Regions from separate parts of the Mus musculus genome. Here region 1 is linked to region 2. A link is a contact called in ENCODE Hi-C or POLR2A ChIA-PET data. All regions are on one chromosome and are shown on one strand. Each heading gives the region's core, a stretch centred on a gene start or an enhancer-like site at or near the end of the contact. The rest is flanking DNA. Distances are from core to core; before and after follow the strand shown. Region 1 overlaps Elovl6 (ELOVL family member 6, elongation of long chain fatty acids (yeast)). Region 2 holds the start of Elovl6 (ELOVL family member 6, elongation of long chain fatty acids (yeast)).

The links. Hi-C counts contacts between places; a loop is a spot of excess contacts on that map. ChIA-PET counts read pairs that join two places held with the same protein, here RNA polymerase II (POLR2A).
Region 1: a map of left cerebral cortex shows a loop between it and region 2 (4-fold over the local background). The contact joins the enhancer-like site here to the promoter of Elovl6 in region 2. A Hi-C loop is called at or near these places in 2 of 37 maps with a recorded cell type or tissue (adrenal gland and left cerebral cortex). POLR2A ChIA-PET finds 5 or more read pairs at or near these places in 4 of 5 experiments (Patski and embryonic stem cell).

What each region holds. Positions count from the first base shown.
Region 1 is chr3:129,586,883-129,593,506 of GRCm38, reverse strand. All of the region lies in intron 2 of Elovl6 (ELOVL family member 6, elongation of long chain fatty acids (yeast)), which reads right to left. Among named protein-coding and RNA genes, the nearest start is that of Gm35986, 58 kb to the right of the region's middle. Within about 2 kb of position 2,531, at least 1 of the 3 ENCODE cell types and tissues checked has a DNase peak (open chromatin) inside an H3K27ac peak, as active enhancers do.
Region 2 is chr3:129,529,765-129,536,403 of GRCm38, reverse strand. Elovl6 (ELOVL family member 6, elongation of long chain fatty acids (yeast)) reads right to left here and starts at 4,018. Exons shown (of 5, transcript NM_130450.2): 1 at 3,909-4,018; 2 at 3,636-3,756. The coding sequence starts at 3,724. It overlaps Gm35986 (predicted gene, 35986), which reads left to right and starts at 4,016. Exons shown (of 3, transcript NR_153368.1): 1 at 4,016-4,147; 2 at 5,240-5,345.

The sequences.
Region 1 (6,624 bases), core at 1,282-3,781, 59 kb before region 2:
CCTTTCCCCGGTTGCTAAAAGTGTCCAGCAAGTTCCTGTAACCCCACTAGCTTTTTGTTTTGTTTTTTAACATTTGTGGAACGCTTGCTGTGGCTTCCCAGGCAGCTTCAGCAGTTCTACTGGGCACTGATGAGCAAGGCCGGAAAACACTGTCTATGTGCCCACTCCTTTGGGGCCTAACACCACCTACCATATTTTCTCAGTGTGACTATTAAAGTCAGCAGAGACATCGTGGACAGCAATAACTGACATCGGTGCTGTGAAGGAATGCACAGCCTGTCCTCTAATGGGTCCTCCTCCGCTGCCAGCAAAGTCAAAAGGGCACCCAAGTCAGCAGGGCAGAACGTGTTTCGGTAGGCAAGGGTTTGCCAAAAACAAAGCCGATTACTTTGATCAGCCTGAAAATGGAACGGTGTGATACTGTACCGCAGTAATTGGAATATTTTATTCAAAGAAATTTGTGTGTGTGTGTGTGTGTGTGTGTGTGTGTGTGTGTGTTGGGGAGCGGGGAGGGGCTGGCTCAAGGTAAAATAAAAGCACGAACTGGATGAATGGATGGCCTGACCTGGAGCTGTAGAGCCCACAGTGGAAGGCTTAAAAGTTGTCCTCTGGCCTCCACACCCAAACTCACACACAGACAGATAACACGCTCTCCCCCACACATACAACTGAAAAAAAAAAATCAGCACAAAAAGTCACAAGGTTCTGAGCTCAGGTGAAAGGGACCCACTTCAAGCCTTTATACTGAGAAAGAGATGCTAACAAAGGACGCTTCTTATTAGCCTTCTACAGGAGGTGTTTCTGAAAAAAAAATTTAGCTTTCTCCTTCCTATCTATTTATCATGGAAGGGGGGGGCTCCTGTACATATTTAATTACTTACTGGGGGGCAGTAAGGAGGGGGAGTCGCAGGTATCCATTCAGTTGATTCAATCAAAAGTTAAAAGGCAAAAAAAGAAGAAAAAAAGCCTTAAAAAACTGGGCAGTGGTGGTGCATGCCTTTAATCCCAGCACTTGGGAGGAGGCAGAGGCAGGCAGATTTTGAGTTTGAGGTCAGCCTGGTCTACAGAGTGAGTTCCAGGACAGCCAGGGCTACACAGAGAAACTCTGTCTCGAAAAAAACAAAACAAACAAACAAAAAGTTAAAAGGCCCATGATGTACTGGTAATTATCCACACACATTATCTGCAGTCCTGAAACTAGACAGCAAGCTGCTCGTTCTTTTCACGACCAGTCAGAAGGCAGCCAGTGCTGGCTGCGGTGGATTCGGCCATTCAGAGTAGAGTATTGGGTTACCACCTTTCAATGTTACAAAGGTGGTTCCTCTGCCTTGCACTGACAGGTGGAGGGCTTCTCCAAGGCTAACAAGGTGTGTAACACTGGTCTCCGCCTCTTTGCTATCAAGCTGGCGGACAGTAGGCAGATGGCCCAAACTAGCTATTGGCCAGAACTCAGCCCTTGATTCTATGTAACTGCAGTGGGTGAACCCAAATGACCTCTGGCAAATACCAGCTTCTTGACTGCAAGAAGCACGTCACCTTTTGGCCATTTCGAAACTCATGTTCGTAGGTTTTTAATATCTGCCCTTTGCCCGTGTACTCGCATAGATCCTTATGTGGACAGAAGTTGAAAGGGCAGTGAAGCTTCCAAGGTAACCCAGGTCACACAACCCAAGGAACTCTGGAGTTATGAAAGGGTCTGGCTGGTCTCTGGTCTACAAGTATCTGCTTTGTGCTCGCTGGATTTGGGAAGGGCAGAGAATCGGAACATTGGCTACAGCTGCGAGTCCTCCAGGAGCCCATCCTATCACAGAGCAGAGTGATCTGTATATGTGGTGACTAGAGACCTTTTTACCCTGAACGGCCAGTTGGGCTAGCAAGACAGTTCAACAAGGCACTTAGCCACTAAGCCTGACCACCTGATCTTTTCCTTCTCAGTCGCTCTTGATTTACTGAGGCAGACTCTCACTGGACCTGGAGTTCAGTGGTTTAGCTGGCCAAGCTAGCCAGCTTGACCCCAGTGACCCCTGAGCACAGGCATGAGAGACCTCATGCTACCACGCCCACTCGACTTTTCGACTTGGGATTCTGGGATGTGAACTCTGGGCTCCATGGTTGCATGGCAACTGCTTTGTCCACCGAGCCACTTCCCCCAGCTGTCTGTGGCCTCATAAGTTCAGGTTTGGCTTTGCAAGAGAAACCTGAGTGGAAAGAACAATTTATACGTTCAAGAGCAACCGAGGAGTCCATCCGCATCAACATTCGGCTTCCACATACACTCCCACCCCGGCTCTTTAAGAAAGCTGCCAAGATCATTTCTTAATTAGACAAGAGCTTGACTACAGGCACATTGATTCTGCTGCACGAGCAAGCTGGTTTTGCTCGGCATGTGCGGATTCTAGACAAGGACGAGGAAATTTTGAGTTTTCTTTTGAGAGTCAGCAGGGAGTACAGCTCACAGGTGGCTTTACGGCGTACAGCGCATGCTCAGACATAAAGCGCATGCTCAGAGCGAAGCTTCTGTGACACTGCAGAAATGAAACTACCAGAAGAAGCCCTCTATAGTGCGAACAAATGACACACGACTTTCAATCTAAAAAAATAAGGCTAAGTGGTTTTGTGACGAAAACAGGGTCTGTCACTGGGACCTGAGGCTCGCCTAATGGCAGCTGGCTAGTGAGCTGCAGGGTGTCTCTATTTCCCCAGAGTACACACCAGTCACTTCTGGCTTTCTACATGGACAATGGGGATTTAACTCAGCATCCCATGCCTGCTTGCATGGCAAACACTCAATGACTGAGCTATCCCGCCAGCTCGTGTTCACACATTCTAAGCACCTCTGCCTTAAGTATTTCTAAAAATAACCTACTGCCTACCCACAAAAATACCTCCGTGGATGTTAATAACACAGATTGTCTAGCTTTAAGATAATGCAACTGTACCACAAGTCAAAGCCAATTTTAGTTTATAATAAAGTTAAACGTTACTATTACCTATATAAAATTAATAACAATGAAAATAAAAGACTAGGAATTAAAATGAAGTCTTGGGGGAGGGGGATGTTGCAGATGTAGAACTCTCAGCTACTACTTCAGCGCCATGCCTGCCTGCACGTCACCATGCTTTCTGCCATGAAAGGTAACGCACTAAACCCCTGAACTATAGCTCAATTAAAGGCTTCCCTTTATAAGAGTTGCCAGTCATGGTGTCTCTACACAGCAACAGAAACCCTAAATAAGACAGCTTCAGTGGACCATACAAACTTCCATCTAAAACTAAGCCGTTGAAAGTCAACAGATGGTTCTACATCGAGGAATCGAGGCTTGGACTTGTGGTATCACTTAGGGATGAAACGGAAGCAAAAGCCTGCACTCTTATAGGAGAAGCCTAGCAGTGGCTGAGGCGGAGGCTAGATAAGCCAAGCTCCGTGTGTGTAGTTGGTTACAGTTCCAGGTCAGCACACTCCAGGTGGGAAGCTGGCAGCGAAGTGGATCTCATGCCGCACAGAGGTGTAAGTATATAAGGTTCAACACGTGCTTTCTGCAAACACACTTCGTATTTTCCAATGAGCAATGGGCACCCGGTCAAAGCTGACACTTCCTTACTTGTTCTGGTGTTTAATCCTGGGTCGGACGTCTCCACCCTGTGTGTCAATGGTGCTAGTTTCTGGACTAAGAAAACTGCCACCTAGATTCCTAAGCAAGACACAAAGTCCTCAGCAACATGGCGATATGATTTTAAAAATCCAAGAAAGGCTAGATAGATGGGGCCGGGTAAATATGAGATTGCTGAGCAAGATAACCCACTTGGGGCCTCCAACGTAACACCAATTTTTTTTTTTTCATAAAAAATAGAGTATCATCTTCCATTATTTGACAGATCTACTTCGAGGAAAGGATTATAGATGTTTCTTTTGAAACTGAATTGTACTTTGCAAAAGGTTGAGGGTGTTTTTCTCCCAGAAAAGAAAGTAAATACTTGTGAATATCAAATATTAGTACTGTGTTCTGTATTTCCTTAGGGACACACAACTGCTAACTGACAGAAAGCTGACTGGTGGGTACCTGGCACTGAGCAGGGTGAGGGATGATTGTACAGGGGCTCTGTAAACTGATTTAAAACCACTGAAACAAATGTCTATCAAGGTAGGATTAGCACATTAGAATATTTCCAAACATTGAACTAATCTATAAAGTTGTCTTCCCACGGAGCTTTAGAGACAAATGTTTTGAAACCGGGCATGGTGGAACTCTCTTCCTTCTTGACAGCTAAATAAGAGTATTCAGAAGTCCTTGAGTCTTCCAAGAGACTGCCCCATACGATGGCTCCCGGGCAGGCTCGATGAAGGCTCACCTTGACTCAACTTCCCCCCCACCAGCACAGTTCAGCCTTGCTTTTTCCTCCTCATGACAATGGAGACAGCCAAATGACAGAGCTGCAGCAATGACAACGTAGGCACAAGTGGCTGGCTGGCATGCCTTTGAGAAAGCATTTGAAAACATGTTCACATTGACGACACACCCTTTTGTGGGTGTGTGTGAGTCTTGGTCCTCTGCTTCTCTGCCTTGGTCTGACTCAGACCTGCTCCTGCCAGTTGTCATCTTGAATTGTGAGTCAACACTCGAGAAAGAGAGAGTGAGAGACAAGGGAGATTGCATGACACCATCAGTGAGGTTTCAAGGTCTGCATTAGGTTACATGGACTTGTGACTGAAACACACCTTGTGAAGGAAATCCCCACCTTCTAATCAAGGCCTGGCTTCTTGATTCTTCATGATACCCAGAACAACGTAAATAAAACCCTGTCACAAGAATTCTGTAGTAATCACCACATACACTCAAGCTCGTGCACACACACACACACACACACACACACACACACACACCCCACTACACAATAACATCTATACAGCCTCCTATAAAAACACTGACTTGACCTAACCCACGGGAAAGAGCAAGAAAACAGAACTCAAAACTCTTGCACACATTTCCTGGGTATCTTGGCCTTTATTAGTTCTTAAGTTAGTCAAGTCAGAGCATATTAGAATCAACTTAAGAAAAGCCCAGGATGCAACCTCTGCCACCACCACCCCCCACCACCACCACCAAGGAAAAAAGGAAAGGACAAAGGTCCCATGAAAACCCTTAGGAAAATGAAAGTAACACAGTAATAAGTGATAAGTAATAAGTCAAATCAACCAACAGCTTGGCCATCATCCATTCTGGCAGTTGACTTGAAGTGGAACTGTATCGTGTGAGCTGAGGACAGTAATCCCTCCACGTACTCACCGAGGCTCAACCTGTCTAAAAGGCCCCAGGCATCTTAGATCGGCATATGAGAACATCACGTGCAATCACTTTGAGGTATCAAAGGCAGCTCCGTGCCTGTATTTGTACATGAGCTGTGTGTATGCAAACATAGGTGAGCGTGCACTTCGGTTCACACCAGAATCAAGATTGTTAGCAGCTGAACTCCCACTTCTGGGCAGAAACTCCATTTGCAGTTTTGTTTTATTGGTATTTGTTCAGTAATGGAAGCTTCCTAACTCATTAGCATCTGCACCTTGGACAGTGAAGCAAACACAATGAAACACTTAGGAAATGTCTGCCACAACACCGCTCCTGTTCCCGTGGGCTGCTCTGGGCTTTGCGCTGATTCTGATTTCTGTGAGCATTATGAGACAACATGCTTGGCAAAGGAGTTCGCATGTGGATTATTTTTAACCTGAATTATTCAAATTGTTTATGTTGATCAAAACCGGCTATGGGATTTCCAAATCCCCACGTCACTTTAGGGACAGATAAGCAAGCTTTTCTCTGAGAGCTGCCTGTTTTATAAACATGATGCATATTTTCCAGAATTATCAGCAGCAAATCTAACTTACTGCAGTGTGTGTGAACACAACAATATGAAGAATGGATGTAACGGATTTACTTTATTTATTATAAAATATTTATTAAATACCCATTTAGTAAGTGTTACCTTGGAAGATGGGCAGTCTTCCTAACACATACCAACACATACCTGTAACTCTGATAAACCAGAGACAGAGTCAAGATCAAGACTTCAAAGCCAGAATAATATATGAAACACACACACACCAGAGAGACAGAGAGAGAGACAGAGAACACATTTTAAAAGCCAGGGATTCTATTATAAACAAGTGTAGCAATTCTGACTCTCTAGGTGCTGTGGGGGTAGGAAGCCAAGAGATTCTGACATCTTCAGGAGACCCAGAGGGCCACTGTTGGGGACACCGATTTATGCTATGCTCTTCTAGATGATGGGTCACAGATCTCGGGTGGCCTGTGGTCCAGTGAGAAATACAAAGGGAACTTCATCATACAGAGCTTACGTATCCGTATCCTGAGAACCTACAAAGATTCCCGGTTCCGTTCTGACCTACAGACTGCTCTCTCCTTGGTGGCTCAGCGGCAGTGACACCAAGTGAGGGGAAAATGGTCACAGAGAAGAGCGGGGTTAGTGTCACATAGCAGGGATCTGGTCCCAGTGTGACCTAGCCCACAGGCTTTCTGCTGAAGCCATTCATTTCTTCAGAAGTGTTTTCTGAGGGCCTATCTATGCTGTGCAGATGAACCTCCACGACCGTCTCATCCTCGAGTGAAA
Region 2 (6,639 bases), core at 2,769-5,268:
CTGCTTTCCTATTGGTGAATGCCGTGTCAGCCGACATCAGAACATAATCATCATTGGCCAGGCAATTACAACCGGAGCAACTAGCATCCAGTCTTAGCACAAACCTGGCAGGCAGGCAGGCAGGCAGGCAGGCAGGCGGCTCAAGGGGAGAAGGATTCCTTCTCAATGAATCCGCTGTCTCTTTTCCAGCCTTTCCGATGGCTGGGTGACCGTGCTTCCTCGCTAGCAGCATTTACCGATTGAGTCGGCTGTTAGTGAGCACAAGTGATGGCCAGCCAGGACATAAAAGAACAAAATGTCTATCTACATGGATGCTTTAATAGCATCCATTCACGGGCTTTCCAGTCTAAAACTGGAACTGGGACATGTTATTTGGAGCTAAAAGGCAGGCATTTTTCCCTACCTCATGTTAGAAACTGCACCGGATCATATTACCCAGGTGACTTTTAACTGGGCGGCAGTTACAAGAAAATCAATCACACAGGGTGATTTTCTAAGGGAATACATATTTACTACTTTGCACTGAAATTGTCATTGCAGTCTAGTCTCTTATGAAACCATTTGCTACAAAAATAAATGTCTACAATATTTCATTATCTAGGCCAGTGAGTATCAGGTTAAACAATGAAGGCAGCAATAAATGTCACGAGTTTGTTGTCTCAGCTTAGCCAGCTGAGTTTACACATAGGCTACTGGGAAACCTGGGGCCCCATTCCGTGAATGGATGCTGAGGTAACTAAGGTAAAGCGTTATAGGGCTGGTCTTACCAACTCCTTATTCCAAGTGCTCCTAAATGAGGCTAGTTCCTATATACAGACTACTGTAATGTAAGGACCCGTGCCTGGCTCCCCCAACCCCCACCTCGACCCCAGCGGTGGTCAGAGGCCCTGGCAACTCAGCTTACTAGAGATTTGTTACAATTAGCAACTTTGTTTAGACTAGGTCTAGCAGATTTTAAAGAACAGTTACAAATAGGTTCTCAAAAGACAGGGCACACAGGCTTCTATACTTGATTTCTTCCAGAAGCTATTTCAAACCATTCTAAGTGACAAGGACAGGTGAAGGTGAGACTTGATGGTTCTGGAGCCCCTCAACTCCCCTCGCAAGAGGGTATATATAAGCCTTTATGATGGGATTCCTGTCTAATGACATGAGAAGAGAACCTTCATTACGACCAAGACATTTTGGTTGCGGAGAGCGGGTGGGAAAGTTCTGAAATCAGGCTCCAAGAGAACTAGAATCGTGAAGTGAAAAGGGACAGTGGCTAAGATCAGCACGGACGAGATGTAATAAGCTTATCCACTGTAATAAGCTATCCAAAACTATAAAGCCAACGATCAAAAGACGGGAAGAACATCCATTCTACAGTGTGACTAGAACAGCGTTCAAAACGCAAGCCAAGCATGCTGAATCCAGACACGGATATGAGCAGGTTGTGTTGGCGGTCAAATGAGCGTTTTAATCGCTGGACCTTGTAAGCATCTGCCTTGTACAAAGTAAGATTTTGCAAAATGCTTTGCAAAATCAAGACCAGAAAAAAAAAAAAAAAAAGACCAGAAAAGGTTCATCACATCAGCCCACGATGTGCTAGGAGCCACCTTTAAAATAAGAAATAAGGAAAATAAGATAATGAAAATACATTGTCAGGAAGAACATAAGTACTGTTCAGGAGTTAATAGTGGCCAAAGAATAACAAGGGAAAAGAAATTCATGGATTTGGGATATTTTCAGTCCCACGAGGACCAAGGACCTGTCTAGTTCTGACAGAGTGAAAGTCACTTAACTGAGTGTCTGGAGAAAGAGGCGGGAAATGGTCCTGGGGTACCTTAGGAAAAGGGGGTGGGGTGGGGTGGGCAACAAACAGCATGCACTAGGGTGGTGCAGCAGCAGGGCAGACTGAGTGCCATGCGCCTGCAGAGGCTAGGAATGCCTGCTCCGGAATGACAGGCCCAACCGGGATGCAGCAAGCTAGAGACGCGAGCTGCGGGCTACTGGAGGAGGAAGGCAGGAAGGCAGGCTAGAGCCCTGCAAGGGACGGTGACAAATGGTCTCAGAGAAGATCGGAGCCCTAGGTTGGCAGGTTGAGCTCGGGTCACAGCCCCCCCTCCCCCCCAAGCCCCTAACGGGAGGAAGTGCACCGCTAGGACCCCCCGAACGCCAGCCCGAGGGGGCTGGGCTTCCTGCAGCGCTCGGGCCTCCCTATGGCCTCCCCCTTACGGGGCGATCCAGACTCCCCGGGGGTGTAATCGCGCTCGGGACCCAGGCCCGCGTCCTCGGTGTCCAGGAGCACGCCGGCGACCGCACCAGGCTGGCTCTGGGGCTCAGGGCCTCCAGGCAGCCGCCATGCCGCGGCCCGAACTCGCGCGCCCCGGAGTCTCGGCTCCGCCCGGCCGCCGCCGTAAACCGCCCAAGGGCCCAGCTCGCAAGCTGAAGGCCAAGGGTGGGCGCGCTCCCCGCGGGCGAGAAGGGGCGGGAGCAGCAAGCCCGGGATCGGGCTGGAGAAGGCGAACCCCCGGCGGCTGCCACCACCCGCTCCAGCCCGGGAGCGCCGGCGTCTCCGGTTTCCCATTGATGAATGGAGGGAGGGAAGGCAGGTCGCGAGCGCCCTCGCACGCGGCAGCGGAACCTCCCGGAGCCCGGAAGCCCCCCGAGGGCCGGCCGCGGCGCAGAGGGGGTGGGGTGGGGGTGGGGAGATCGAGGGGGCTCGCACTAAACCGGAGGGAAACATCTCCAACCACAGCACGGTCTACGGGAAGGAGGGAGCTCCCTTCTTAAAATACTGCAAGGTGACACCGGATCGCCTCCCACACGGGGATTTTTCAGAAGACTGACCGGAGGAACTCAGTAAACAAGATGTTTTCCCGGATTCGAAGTTCTGGGGAAAGACCTCCGAGACTGCCCTGGCAGGAGCCTTCCAGTACTTAAACTGCTGCTCCACGCGGAGAAGCGTGTCCAAAAGGCGTTTCCTTTACACAGAAACTTAATAATGGCGTGGCTCCACTTGCTCGGGTTCATTCATTTTTATTGCAGTTTTCATTGTCCCCTCCTCCCCGATGTCTTTATGAAACCGGAAAGTAATCTGAGTGGGGAAGGGGTCCTGGACCCTGGGCATCTACGGCTGGAGGCGGCAGTCAAGGGAGGGCAGTAAAGTGGAAGAACTACAAGGAGAAAGGAAGGACACGAGGGATGGGGAGAGGGAAAGGACCAGAGAGAGGCGGGCTGAAGAGGGTTAAAGGGAGCGGAGACCGGGTCCTCCCTCCACTGCCTTGCACGCTCCAGTTGCGGGAGGCCAAGCAGAACCCCCAAATCTAAGCGAAAGCAGGGAGACAACACAGGTGGGATAGCTGGATTGTAACATGCCTCTGTCTCCCGTATATTATTACAGGTACACATATTATATGTTCTATGTTATATAATCTACACAAAGATGCCCGCGTGGCCGCGGCTCACACAGAGCACCCCCCAAACCGCACGCTTCCATGCAGCTTCAGAGTCTCCTGCAGACATGAGACCCTGGAACTCCGCGATCTGCTGGCTACTGCCGGCAATCCATCCGTCGCTCCGCTCACGCTCAGACCAGGAATACCGACATTAATGCACTCCCGGGAATAGTATCTCGCGAAAGCATCACCTACCAGTTTTCCTGCATCCATTGGATGGCTTCGTTCTCGTTGAACTGCTTTTCGAATTCATATTCTTGTAAAGTCAACACTGACATGTTCATTGGGGCTGATCTTCGGAGTCGCTACGTGTTCTCTATACAAAATAAAAAAATCTGTAAAGAGCCTTTTATTTTGAGTGCTCTCCTGTCTGCTTCCCCCTCCCACCCCCCTAGGTATTGCCCCGCCGTCAGTCTCCTGGCCGATCTCTCTCCCAGCCTCTCAGCTACATCCAGGGTTGAGCATTGCCTGCGCCTCTGCTCCCAGCTCCTAGCTCAGGGGCTCTCCTCCCAGCGTCCGCATCCACCGTAGGAGGAAATGAATGCCTTGCGGTCTTAGTGCCCGCACGTTTGTCCATCACGCTTTTTACTCGTCTACAGGGAAATCTCCTCCCCCTCGTGCGATCGGGAAAATTAACCCTTTGCGCGAGAGGGCGCAGAAGAGCAAGACCTCCCATCGCCCTGGGGGATAGTTTTGTTTACAAGAAGGTGGTTGGTGGACTGGGGGAGGGGAGGGAAGGGCGCCAAGAGGGAGGAAGTGGCCTTGAGGTCATACTCAAGCCCATTCGCCACCTCTTGGGCCTCCCTGCCTGGCCTTTGAATGAAGTTTCAGAGTGAGAGGCGCAGCCCTGAGGCGCGTGGACCTGAAAGCTTGGCGAGTAAACAATTGGGAAATAGTAAAATCTGCCAGGTTCTCTGGCATGAGAACTCCAGGCAAATAAATGTGAGGATCACGTCTTGCGATCTAGTCTCCTCACTACCTCGATCCCGCAGCACCCTCTGAGACCACCTCCACCGGGCAGCTTGGGCGCGGATTTACCTTGACCTTAGGGCCAGGTAGCCTTCGGAACTAAGACCACGTGCAGACAGGATGCTGAGGATGAGGACCTGGGAAGTCAAGGTTGACTAGGAGGCAGAAGTTAGGTAGAGGGTTTGGCTACCAGGAGGGGATATTAATGAACAAAGGAAGGGAATTTGGCATACAGAATTAGGCCTACTGATCTAAATACCAAAACTTTATCTATCTGCTTTACTTTAGTTCTGCCTTATTCTTGTGAAATTAGGAAGAAAAGATTAATGTAGGAGAGGGATTTATGTAATGCTAATCCTCCCCCTGGGCTACCAGCTCACAGCAACCATTCCCAAATACTCCTTATTTTTCTGGAGGATGGTATTTTCTAGTCCTAAAAGGAAGAAGGAAGTAAGAGACAATAAGGTACCTAATAATATAATATTTAGATCCAACAAAAGATACTGATCAACACTTATTAGTTTGTTTGTTTGTTTTTTAAATGTTTGTGATTTTCAAGATTGGGTTTTTTTGTTTGTTTGGTTTGGGTTTTTTAGGTGCTTTTGGCTTTTCGAGACATGATTTTTCTGTGTAGCCCTTGTTGCCCTGGAACTGGCTCTGTAAACCAGGCTGGTCTCAGACTCAGAGATCTGCCTGCCTCTGCCTCACTCACAAGTTCTGGGACTAAGGTTCGGGCCACCACAGCCCAGCTAAGAACCTATTAGTTTAAAGATGTACATTAGGACCAGAGAGAAAATACCCTCTAAGATGTTCATTTCCTCACCTACCAGCCAACTAAAATGAGGCGAGGGCATTTCATGCAGTCAGATCATCTCAGGAAGACACTGGAGGCTGAGGCGGGAAGACTGGTGCTAGTAAAATTGCCAGAAATTTGAGGTGAGTCTGAATTTCACAGTGACATCCTTGCTTCCCCTGCCCCCCAAGTCTTAAAAGGGTGGGGTATGTCCTTAATTGGGGGGTGGGTATGTCCTTAATCCTAATACACTCTGGAGTCAGAAGCATGTGGATTTTTGTGAGTTTGAGATTAGCCTGGTCTAGTAACAAGATCCAGGTCAGCCAAGGAGATAGAATGACACCCTGGGTTTTTAATGTCATTTGTTTTTGTTTTTGTTTGGGTTTTTTATTTGTTTTTGTTTTTTGATTCTCTGTGTATCCCTGGCCATCCTGGAAATTGCACAGTAGAGCAATAGATCAATCAGTGTGGCCTCCAACTCATAGCTCTCCTTGCCCCTGCCTCCCTTGTGCTGGAATGAAAGAGGTATTGCCACCACATTGTGAAAATGGCTTGGCATGAGGACCTGAGTTCAGAGTCCCAGAACCTCTGAGGCTGAGACGGGGAACTCCTCCTGTGTATTTTCATTTTTGGAGACCAGGTATCTTTTATATCTTACGCTGGCTAGAAATGGCTCTGTGAGCCAGGTGGTGGTGCTGCGCGCCTTTAATCCCAGCACTCGGGAGGCAGAGGCAGGCGGATCTACATGAGTCTAAGGCTAGCCTGAAATAACAAACCTGAAATAGGAGCTTGGAGATGAGTAAGAGACCTTGTCTTTAAAATGAAGATGGAGACATCTCGAGAATGACACATTCCATTACAGCTCTGGCCTCCTCGTGCACCTGCTCACCTGCACAAGGAAGCAGCCCCCCCCCCCAACTCCTCCCCACACACTTCTTTAAAGGAAGGAAGTCTGCATTGTAACCCATGCCTATAATTCCAACATTTGGGAGGTAGAGGCAGGAGAATCAGGAGTTCAAGGTCATCTTTGGCTAAGTAACAAACTCCAAGCTATAATGGGCCACATGAGACCCTATCTATCCCTCCTTCCACCATCACCACCAACACACACACACACACACACACACACACACACACACACACACACACACACACACACATACATCCACACAGAATAGATAGATAAGTCAGAGTTAAAAGAAATCCTGTAGATTATTACATCAATCAGAGGTCTAGTTGGTGATTAAGACATTAATGTCCTCTGACACTCTCAAAGACTTAGTGTAAAGATTTCACTTATCTCTTCAGATATAGATTGTCCTTCTAGGGGCAATATGTCAGGCCATCCTGAATGTCTTTGAAGAAGGCCTAAGACTAAACACTTGGCAAAATCAGTCCGAAAGGTGGGGGTAGCTGATGAAAGAAAGACGTTAGCCC